Linked DNA regions of Homo sapiens: region 2 is linked to region 1. Evidence: read pairs that join two places in POLR2A ChIA-PET (ENCODE). Cell type or tissue: HepG2. All regions are shown on one strand. Region 1 overlaps GATAD2A (GATA zinc finger domain containing 2A). Region 2 has its middle 26 kb from the start of HOMER3.

What was found. ChIA-PET counts read pairs that join two places held together with the same protein. Peaks named below come from ENCODE experiments on the same cell type or tissue, not always from the same donor. Only the 100,000 strongest peaks of a DNase experiment are listed, where the experiment ranks them.
Region 2: POLR2A ChIA-PET joins it to region 1 with 5 read pairs; 2 of 35 experiments call an interaction of 5 or more read pairs at or near these places.

What each region holds. Positions count from the first base shown.
Region 1 is chr19:19,440,603-19,445,602 of GRCh38, forward strand. All of the region lies in intron 1 of GATAD2A (GATA zinc finger domain containing 2A), which reads left to right. Among named protein-coding and RNA genes, the nearest start is that of MIR640, 8.0 kb to the left of the region's middle. In HepG2, no CTCF peak of the experiment used is centred here; no DNase peak of the experiment used is centred here.
Region 2 is chr19:18,965,200-18,970,199 of GRCh38, forward strand. No RefSeq gene overlaps it. Among named protein-coding and RNA genes, the nearest start is that of HOMER3, 26 kb to the left of the region's middle. In HepG2, no CTCF peak of the experiment used is centred here; DNase peaks (open chromatin) are centred at 2,789 and 4,522; H3K4me3 peaks cover 344 bases.

The DNA of each region.
Region 1 (5,000 bases):
CCAGGAGAAGGGATGGAGAGGGCACTGGGAGACTTTTTCACGTGTCCTTTCTTTGTAGCATCATGTACGTGCTTCACATAATTATAAAACAAAAGCCAAGTGGTGGCAGTGGAAGGGGAAGCAATCCCTTAAAAACCAAAGACAAAAATGAATGAATCTAGGTACATGTCAGTTGTAACACACATTGGTGACTTAACCTCTCAGAACTTATTTCTGATAACTTTAAAACGTAGTTTGACTGTAAATGTTTTAGCGAGATACCCAATAAAGGTAAACAAATTTATTTCCTTCTTTCCTTCCCTTCCTTTCCTTCCTTCCCTTTCCTTCCTTTTCTTCCTTCCCTTTCCTTCCTTTTCTTCCTTCCCTTTCCTTCCTTTCCTTCCTTTCCTTCCCTTCCTTCCCTTCCTTCCCTTCCTTCCCTTCCTTCCCTTCCTTCTTTCCTTCCCTTCCTTCCGTTCCTTCCCTCCCCTCACTCTGTCACCCAGGCTGGAGTGCAGTGGTGCGATCTCGGCTCACTGCAACCTCCGCCTTCACGTTTCAAGTGATTCTCCTGCTTCAGCCTCCCGAGTAGTTGGGATTACAGGCGCCCGCCACCATGCCCGGCTAAAAACAACTTTCTTAAAATCTTCAGCTGTTTTTTGGAATCCTGGTTTTGGTTTCAGGGTAACAATATTAGCATTATTCCTGTTATATATTGTAGGAGAAAATAAGTAAGTAATGTCATTAAGAACCAAAATTTTCCACACAAAAGGAAAATGCAATAAAAACCCAAAGCACTAGCTTTTTTATTTTTATTTTTATTTTTGGGCAGGGTCTTGCTCTGCCACCTAGGCTGGAGTGCAGTGGTGTGATCATAGCTCACTGCAGCCTCCAGCAGTCCTTCCACCTCAGCCTCCCAAGTAGCTGGGACAACAGATGCACCACCATGTCCAGCAAATTTTTAAATTTGGGTTTGTTTTTGTTTTTGTTTTTGTTTTAAGACGGAGTCTCGCTTTGTCACCTAGGCTGAAGTGCAGTGGCGTGATTTCGGCTCCTTGCAAGCTCCGCCTCCCAGGTTCATGCCATTCTCCTGCCTCAGCCTCCCCAACAGTAGCTGGGACTACAGGCGCCTGCCACAACGCCCGGCTAATTTTTTGTATTTTTAGTAGAGACGGGGTTTCACCGTGTTAGCCAGGATGGTCTCTATCTCCTGACCTCGTGATCCACCCGCCTTGGCCTCCCAAAGTGCTGGGATTACAGGCGTGAGCCACCGTGCCTGGCCTGGTTTTTGTTTTTTGAGACAGAGTTTCACTCTTGTTGCGCAGGCTGGAGTGCAATGGCACGATCTCGGCTCACCACAACCTTTGCCTCCTGGGTTCAAGTGATTCTTCTGCCTCAGCCTCCTGAGTGGCTGGGATTACAGGCAAGCATCACCATGCCTGGCTAATTTTGTATTTTTAGTAGAGATGGAGTTTCTCCATGTTGGTCAGGCTGGTCTCAAACTCCAACCTCAGGTGATCCTCCAGCCTCAGCCTCCCAAAGTGCTGGGATTACAGGCGTGAGCCACTGCACCTGGCCAAGACCTGAAGTACTTTAAGTAAAACGCTTAATTCTCATTCTGCATTGGGAACATGGTAATTGTGTAAGACACACTGGGGTTGTATCAGAAGGACCCACAGGGGCCCTGCTGGCACAGATGGGGCAAGCGAGAGTGAACAAGAACAAGGAGCCCCTGAGTTAGATGTGTTAAAAATCCAAGGCTGGCTGGATGCCGTGGCTCACACCTGTAATCCCAGCACTTCGGGAGGCTGAGGCAGGTGGATCATTTGAGGTCAGGAGTTCAAGACCAGCCTGGCCAATATGGTGAAACCCCGTCTCTACTGAAAATATAAAAATTAGCTGGGTGATAGTGACGCACGCCTGTAATCCCAGCTACTCGAGAGGCTGAGGCAGGAGAATTGCTTCAGCCTGGGAGGCGGAAAGTTGCAGTGAGCCAAGATCGCGCCACTGCACTCCAGTCTGGGCAACAGAGTAAGACTGTGTCTCACAAAAAGAAAAACCCAAGGGTTTAAGCTGGCTGTGGTTATACGCACCTGCCATCCTAGCTGTTCCGGAGGCCAAGGCCATAGGATTGCCTGAGCTCAGGAGTTGGAGTCTAGCCTGAGCAATGTAGCAGGACCCCCCAAGCTGAAAAAAAAAAAAAAAAACCCACAGTTTCTTATTGGTGCTTAAAGGACAAGGAAGAAGCTCACTGGTCCCCTTTGGTAGGAGTTAGAGAGCTAGCTACCCATTTAAAAATGGGTAGAGGGAAAGCAACAGGCATTTTTCCTGCATCTTCTCTGTGGGCTGCACACTCCAGGAACGAGAGTGTGGGCGAGGGCAAGGTTCCCTCGCATGGCAGTGCTGGCCCGCAGAACTGCCTAGGGTGACAGGGATGCTCTACACCGTCTGCCCTGCGTGCCGTTTAACATAGCATGACTGAGGACACGGAGTTTAATTTTGTCTATTTAAATAGCCACATGTGGCTAATGGGCAGCACAGCTATTGATGTGTTTTAGCAAATTAATATGAAATGACAGAATTTTAAGTTTATTGCAGTCACCTAGTGAATTGAGGGGTTCCAGACTGTAAGGTCCAGACAGTGATTCTCCCTAGCTGCTAGCCCCCAAGGAGAGTGTCCTGTGCTTCCACAGGGACACGCACTCACCAAGCCTCAAGGTCTAGTTCATGAGAAATTGGGGGTATGTGCACTTACGCCACAGGGACGCCATTTGCAAAACCAACAATGGGAAACAGGGCAAGCATCCTAACTCTTTGAGCATACGATTGTGTCAGTAAGGGGACCTGTGGATTCCAGCCAGATATGACTCCAACAAAGACGGAAGATTGTGAAATTATCAAAGGTGGGATCATAGTGTTGTGGTCATGCTTGTTCTGTAGAGATAAATACTGACCCCTTTAGCACAAATGCATGTTTCATAGGATTTGCTTCGTGGAAGCTAGTGGGAGAGAGAAGGAGAAAGGAGCGGCATGTGGAGGACACGAGGGTGGTCCCCGATGGCCGTGGACCTGGGTGGTAAGCACCTGCAGTTAATCACACCATTATCTACTCTGTGGGTGGATTTGAAATTTTCCTTAAAGAAAAGTGTGAAAATTGGGTTTGGCCCAGGTCTTTTCTCAGGGAGCTTCGTGACTGGATCATCTAGAAGAGGGGAAATGGCCATTTATAAAAGCTGAGGTAGAGGCCACTTGGGGGTAGTTTAGGAGACCACTTGGGAGTAGTTTAAATTCAAGCAGAAAACCATGAGCAGAGACTGGAATTGCCAGAGGGGACCGTGGCCTGTCAGCCCACCAGACAGCCTCTCTTACACACTCTTATTTTCTGTAATTACAACACTCACAGCTACTCTTCGTGGAGCCCTCAGGAAGTGTTAGCAATAAAGTGGGTGCTGTTCCCATTTTACAGGTGAGGAAGCTGAGGCCCTTGTGGGTGAATCAGGCTTTCTGGCTTTGACTGGACAGCTAAGGGCATGAGCTTCTGGGCCTCCTTCCTGTCGCCTCCCTGCTCAGTACCTGGGGCACATCTGACTACCACTCCAGTACCCTGACTCTATGATGAAAACCATTCTCCCCTCCCCATTGGTATTGCCCATCCACAGCAGTCGTAGCCCATCACGAGTGGATAAAGTAGGTGGTTAGCTGGACTTGCACATGACTTGTTTCGTGAACAGTAGTGCTTAGAGTTGTGATCTAGGGACCCAGCGAACAGTGTGTGAGGGACTTCAACCCTGCCTCTCTCCGGTATGTGCTGTGCCTGCTGTGCCCCCCACTCCAGTGTTCTCCTTGGGGCTCCTGAGGCAGCTCCCAGTAGGAGGCCTATCGTTGTTGGCACCCCAAGGGTGTCCCTGATCCCTAAGTAGAAACTTAAGCAGGTATTTGGACAAATAAATGAGTGAAACACCTTGTGACGTTGAGGCCTGTGGCACTTCCCCAATAGTGTGTTAGTGTAAAACCACCGTGTATGATGCCTGTTGGTCCCAGCACTTTGGGAGGCCAAGGCATGTGGATCTCTTGGGCCCAGGAATTTGAGACCACCCTAGGCAACATGGCGAGACCTCGTCTCTACAAAAAGTACAAAAATTAGCCAGGTGTGGTGGTGCGTGCCTTTAGTCCCAGCTACTCAGGAAGTTGAGGTGGGAGGATTGCTTGAGCCCTGGAGGTTGAGGCTGCAGTGAGTCATGATTGTGGCTCTGCACTCCAGCCTGGACAACAGAGTGAGACCTCGTCCCTTAAAAAAAAAAAAAAAAAAGCCACCATGGCAGTTTTGTTTTATTTGGATTTTAGGCAGTGTAGGGCCTGTGATAAGGCCTGGCTGAGGTGGGGCTCTGCTGGTAGTAACTCTTGTGATTCCAGCCCTCTGAGGCCACTTCCTCTTTCTGCCTTGGCTCCTCCTTGGTGAATTCTCCCTTATGTGTCCCACATTCTCATACTCCCAGGCATTGGATCTTTAGCTGGGAGATGGTTCTGAGTTCCCATGTGTACAGTGGGCTTGCTGCAGCCTCCTGCAGTTGTCCTGTAGGACTCGTGGTTGGTGGTGACATAGAGGCTGCCTACCCTGATGGCTGATGGCTGATGGCAGTGTGGTTGTTTGGGGTCTTGTTGTATAAAAGGAGCATGTTTACTGAAGGACCCAGTTCTGTGCTGTTGGGGTCACAGCAAACCTGCTTTTGCCTGTTAGTATTTTAGTAGCTCTAGAGGGGTTCATGGCTATTGGAATTAGTATTTTTGTTTTTGTTTTCTTTTCTCACCTCTTTAAAAAAGCATGTAAAATTCACATGGTAGAATATTCACCAGTTTTAACGTTTTTAAAGTGTGTTGTTTAGTGGCATTTAACCCATTCACAGTATTGTGCAACCATCACCTGTAATTCTAGAACATTTTCATCACCCCCACCCCAAAAGAAACCTTGTCCCCATTAGCAGTCACTGCCTTTTCCTTGACTCTGCTCTCCACCCTCCCAG
Region 2 (5,000 bases), 480 kb before region 1:
TCTTTTCTTTTTTTCTTTTTTTTTTGAGACAGAGTTTAGCTCTTTTTGCCCAGGCTGGATTGCAACGGCGCGAGCTTGGCTCACCGCAACCTCCGCCTCCCGGCTTCAAGCGATTCTCCTGCCTCAGCCTCCCGAGCAGCTGGGATTACAGGTGCCTGCCACCACACCCGGCTAATTTTTTGTATTTTTAGCAGAGACAGAGTTTCACCATGTTGGCCAGGATGGTCTCGATCTCTTGACCTCGTGATCTGCCCACCTTGGCCTCCCAAAGTGCTGGGATTACAGGAGTGAGCCACAGCGCCCGGCCAACTCATTTCTTTTCTAACAAAAAACAGCCTGAAAAATCGAGCTGCAGACATGGATAAGCAAGTGGGAAGCTTCCAGGGGTGAATACCAGCAGCTGTGTCAATGGAAAAGGGCCACCTGAGGGCCTGGCATGTTCAACATGGGGGCTCCAGCTTCCCTTTTTTTTGGTCACTACGTGTACAGTAAAGAAACAGGTTTTAGTTTGGCTGGGCACGGTGGCTCATGCCTGAAATCCCAGCACTTTGGGAGGCTGAGGCAGGTGGATCACCTGAGGTCAGGAGTTCGAGACCAGCCTGGCCAACATGGCGAAACCCCGTCTCTACTAAAAATACAAAAATTAGCCAGGCATGGTGGTGGGCGCCTATAATCTCAGCTACTCAGGAAGCTGAGGCAGGAGAATCGCGGGAACCCAGGAGGTAGAGGTTGCAGTAAGCCAAGATCGAGCCACTGCACTCCAACCTGGGCGACAAAAAAAAATGAACAGGCAACATGGCGCCAGCCAGCTAGAGAACTCATCTGCATAATAAAAGATTAAGAAGCCAGGCGCAGTGGTTCATGCCTGTAATCACAGCACTTTGGGAGGATGAGGCAGCAGATCATGAGGTCAGAGTTTGAGACCAGCCTGGCCAAGAGACCAGCCTGGCCAACATAGTGAAACCCCATCTCTACTAAAAAAATTAGCCGGGCATGGTTGCAGGCACCTGTAATCCCAGCTACTCAGGAGGTTGAGGCAGGAGAATTGCTTGAACCAGGGAGGCAGAGGTTGCAGTGAGCTGAGATCGCACCATTGCACTCCACCTGGGAGACTCAAAAAAAAAAAAAAAAAAAGAAAGAAAAGAAAGAAAAAAAAGATTAGGATGGGAAGGCCAGCTTTTCACACCCTATGCAAATTACACACATAGCCTTAACCAGGTTTTTACACCCTATGCAAATGAAACACCTGGTCCAACCAATCTTTTGTGCCCTATGGAAATCAGACACCACCTCCTTAAGCTCATCCATAAAACTCACTGCTTTTTACTGAGGAAGTGGAAACCCGTTCAAGATCCCTCTCTCTGCAGCAGAGAGAGCGCTTCTCTTTCTTTCACCGATTAAACTTCCACTCTGAACCTCACTCTTTGTATGTCTGAGTCCTAGTTTTCCGGGCCTGTGAGACAACAAATCTTGGGTATTTACCCCAGACAACAACACTACTCCAGTGGGAGGGAACACTTGAAGCCAGGAGTTTGAGGCCGGCCTGGGCAACTTATTGAGACACCATTTCTATAAAACAAACAAACAATAAGCAGGGGCTAGGCATGGTGGCTCACGCCTGTAATCCCAGCACTTTGGGAGGCTGTGGCGGGCAGATCACCTGAGGTCAGGAGTTCGAGATCAGCCTGGCCAATATGGTGAAACCCTGTCTCTACTAAAAACACAAAAATTAGCCAGGCATGGTGTCAGGTGCCTGTAGTCCCAGCTACTTGGGAGGCTGAGGCAGGAGAATCACTTGAACCCAGGAGGTGGAGGTTGCAGTAAACTGAGATCGCACCACTGCACTCCAGCCTGGGTGACAGGGCGAGACTCCAACTCAAAAAAAAAAAAAAAAAAAAAAAGCTGGGCACGGTGGCTCATGTCTGTAATCCCAGCACTTTGAGAGGCTGAGGTGGGTGGATCACCTGAGGTCAGGAGTTTGAGACCAGCCTGGCCAACATGGTGAAACTCCGTTTCTACTAAAAATACAAAAATTAGCCGGGAGTGGTGGCACACGCCTGTAATCCCAGCTACTAGGGAGGGTGAGACAGGAGAATCACTTGAAAGGAGAATCACTTGAACCTGGGAGGCAAAGGTTGCAGTGAGCCAAGATTGTTCCACTGCACTCCAGTCAGCCTGGGTGACAGAGAGAGACTCTGTCTCAAAAAACAAACAAACAAAACAGTCAGCAGGAACAGGCTCCAGGGAGAGACGTTCTGCTGCCTGGGTTGGGAGGGCTATGAGAAGTTGGCAGAAGGAGGAGCCTAGGGAGGTTCCTAGATTTTTCTGAGTGCTTGAGGACTCTCTCTCTGATTTGGGGAGGCTTAGGGAGCACTGGGCAGCTCTGAGAGTGGCCTGGGAGCCTGGCTGTGCCCCCTGCAATCCTGATGCTTTGGGGTAAGCAGGTGTTTGCCCCACCAGGCCGGAGGGCAGAGCAGTTCCTCTGGAACATCTCCCAATGCACAAAGGTTCTGGATATGGGTATGACTGTGAACTTCCCCTCGGCAAATACCTCCCCGACGGAAATGCACACGCAGCCTTCTCTCTTGGAATAAGGCAGGAAAATAAAAAAATAAAAATAAAAAATAAATGTATAAGAAGGTGAAGTCACAACGGGCAGTAGACAGTTGGGGATATTGCACCATCCCTGCAGGAAGGAAGCACCTTGGAGCTGACCCAGGCCGCCTCACTCTGCTTCCTTTTGAAACGCTCGTGACTTTTCAAATACTGCATTTTGCTGACAGGGCAAAGCATGCTCAGCTGGCCATGACGACAGGCTCTCTGGAGACTTGGAGAATGTTCCAGGTTGACTCAGAGGAATGCAGGTTGGAATCCCTGCTTCATCTCTGGTTACCTCTGTGAGCTTGGGCAAGGATGGGCTTTTTATTTTTATTTTTATTTTATTTTATTTATTATTATTATTTTTTAAGACAGAGTCTTGCTCTGTCACCAGGCAGGAGTGCAGTGGCAGGATCTCGGGTCTTCGCACCCTCCACCTCCTGAGTTCAAGTGATTCTCCAGCCTCAGCCTCCTGGGTAGCTGGGATTAAAGGCACCTACCACTACACCTGGCTAATTTTTGTATTTTTAGTAGAGATGGGGTTTCACCGTGTTGATCAGGCTGGTCTCGAACTCCTGACCTTGTGATCCGCCTGCCGTGGCCTCCCAAAGTGTGAGCCACTGTGCCCAGTCCCAGGCTTTTTAATAAACTCTTCTGGAGTAACTGGGTATCTGTGTGGCACAAAATAAACCTTGATCCCTACCTCACACCCTACACACAAAAATTCACCTTTGGGGAAAGCCCTTTCTCACTCTGAGTCTCTTCTGGGCCATGGTTTCCAACTCATAGAGCTGCTGTGGTACTGGGTCCCAGCAGCCCTGCCTGAACACTTCGCAAAAAGTAACTATCATTGGAGGTGTGGGGGTTCATGCCTAGAATTCCAGTGCTATGGGAGGATGAGGCAGGAGGATCACTTGAGGCCAGGAGTTCTAGACCAGCCTGGGCAACATATGCAGACCTCATCTGTCATATATATATATATATATATATTTTTTTTTTTTTTTTTTTTGAGACAGAGTTTTGTTCGTTCCCCCAGGCTGGAGTGCAGTGGTGCAATCTCAGCTCACTGCAACCTCTGCCTCCCAGGTTCAAGCAATTCTCCTGCCTCAGCCTCCCAAGTAGCTGGTGTGTACCACCATGCTTGACTATTTTTTTGTATTTTTGGTAGAGACGGGGTTTTACCATGTTGGCCAGGCTAGTCTCTAACTCCTGACCTCAAGTGATCCACCCACCTTGGCCTCCCAAAGTGCTGGGGTTACAGGTGTGAACCACAGCGCCTGGCCCCCACCTCTTCATATTGTCACATGGGTCTTAGGCTTCCACATATGAATTCCAGGAGGACACATACATTTGGGCCATAGGAGAGACAACACATCAGACTCTCAGGAAGGACTGAAGGGGTGGGAGTGGGATTCTGTATTCGATGGGACTCTGCAAATTTGAATTGTTCACATAGTATACAGTGATTCCCTTTTATCGGAGGTTTCACTTTCTTTCTTTCTTTCTTTTTTTTTTTGAGATGGAGGCTTGCTCTGTCTCCCAGGCTGGAGTGCAGTGCTACGATCTCGGCTCACTGCAACCTCCACCTCCCAGGTTCAAGTGATTCTCCTGCCTCAGCCTCTGGAGTAGCTGGGATTACAGGCACGCACCACCACACCCAGCTAATTTTTGTATTTTTAGTACAGATGCAGTCTCGCCATACTGGTCAGGCTGGTCTTGAACTCATGACCTCAGGTGATCCACCTGCCTGGGCCTCCCAAAGTGCTGGGATTACAGGCGTGAGCCACCGCACCCGGCCTGAGGTTTCATTTTCTGTGGTGTTGGCTACCTTCCATCAACCTCAATCCAAACATATTAAGTGGAAAATTCCAGAAATAATTCGTAAGTTTTCAGTTGCCTGCCGTTATGAGTAGTGTGATGAAATCAGTCCCCACCCCGCCCCCTCCCACCCTGGATATGAATCATCCCTTTGTTAAGGGTGCCCACGCCATAGACACTACCAGCCGGCTAGTCACTTAGTAATCTTCTGGGTGATCAGATCAACCGTGTCAGTATTACAGTGCTTATGTTCCAGAAATCCAAATTTTATTAATTTTCTATTTTATTATGTTATTGTTGTTAATCTTTTACTGTGTCTCACTGATAAATTAAACTTTATCATAGGTATGTATGTATGCATAGGAAAAAAACAGTGCATACACGTTTGGTATTTTCTGAAGTTTCAGGAATTTACTGGCAATCTTGGAACATATTCCCCACAGGCAAGGGGGAACTATTGTATTATTTTGGTATTCAAAATAAAAGAGGCTGGGCATGGTGGCTCATGCCTGTAATCCCAGCACTTCGGGAGGCCAAGGCAGGAGCAATCGATCCCTTGAGCCCAGGAGTTCGAGACCAGCCTG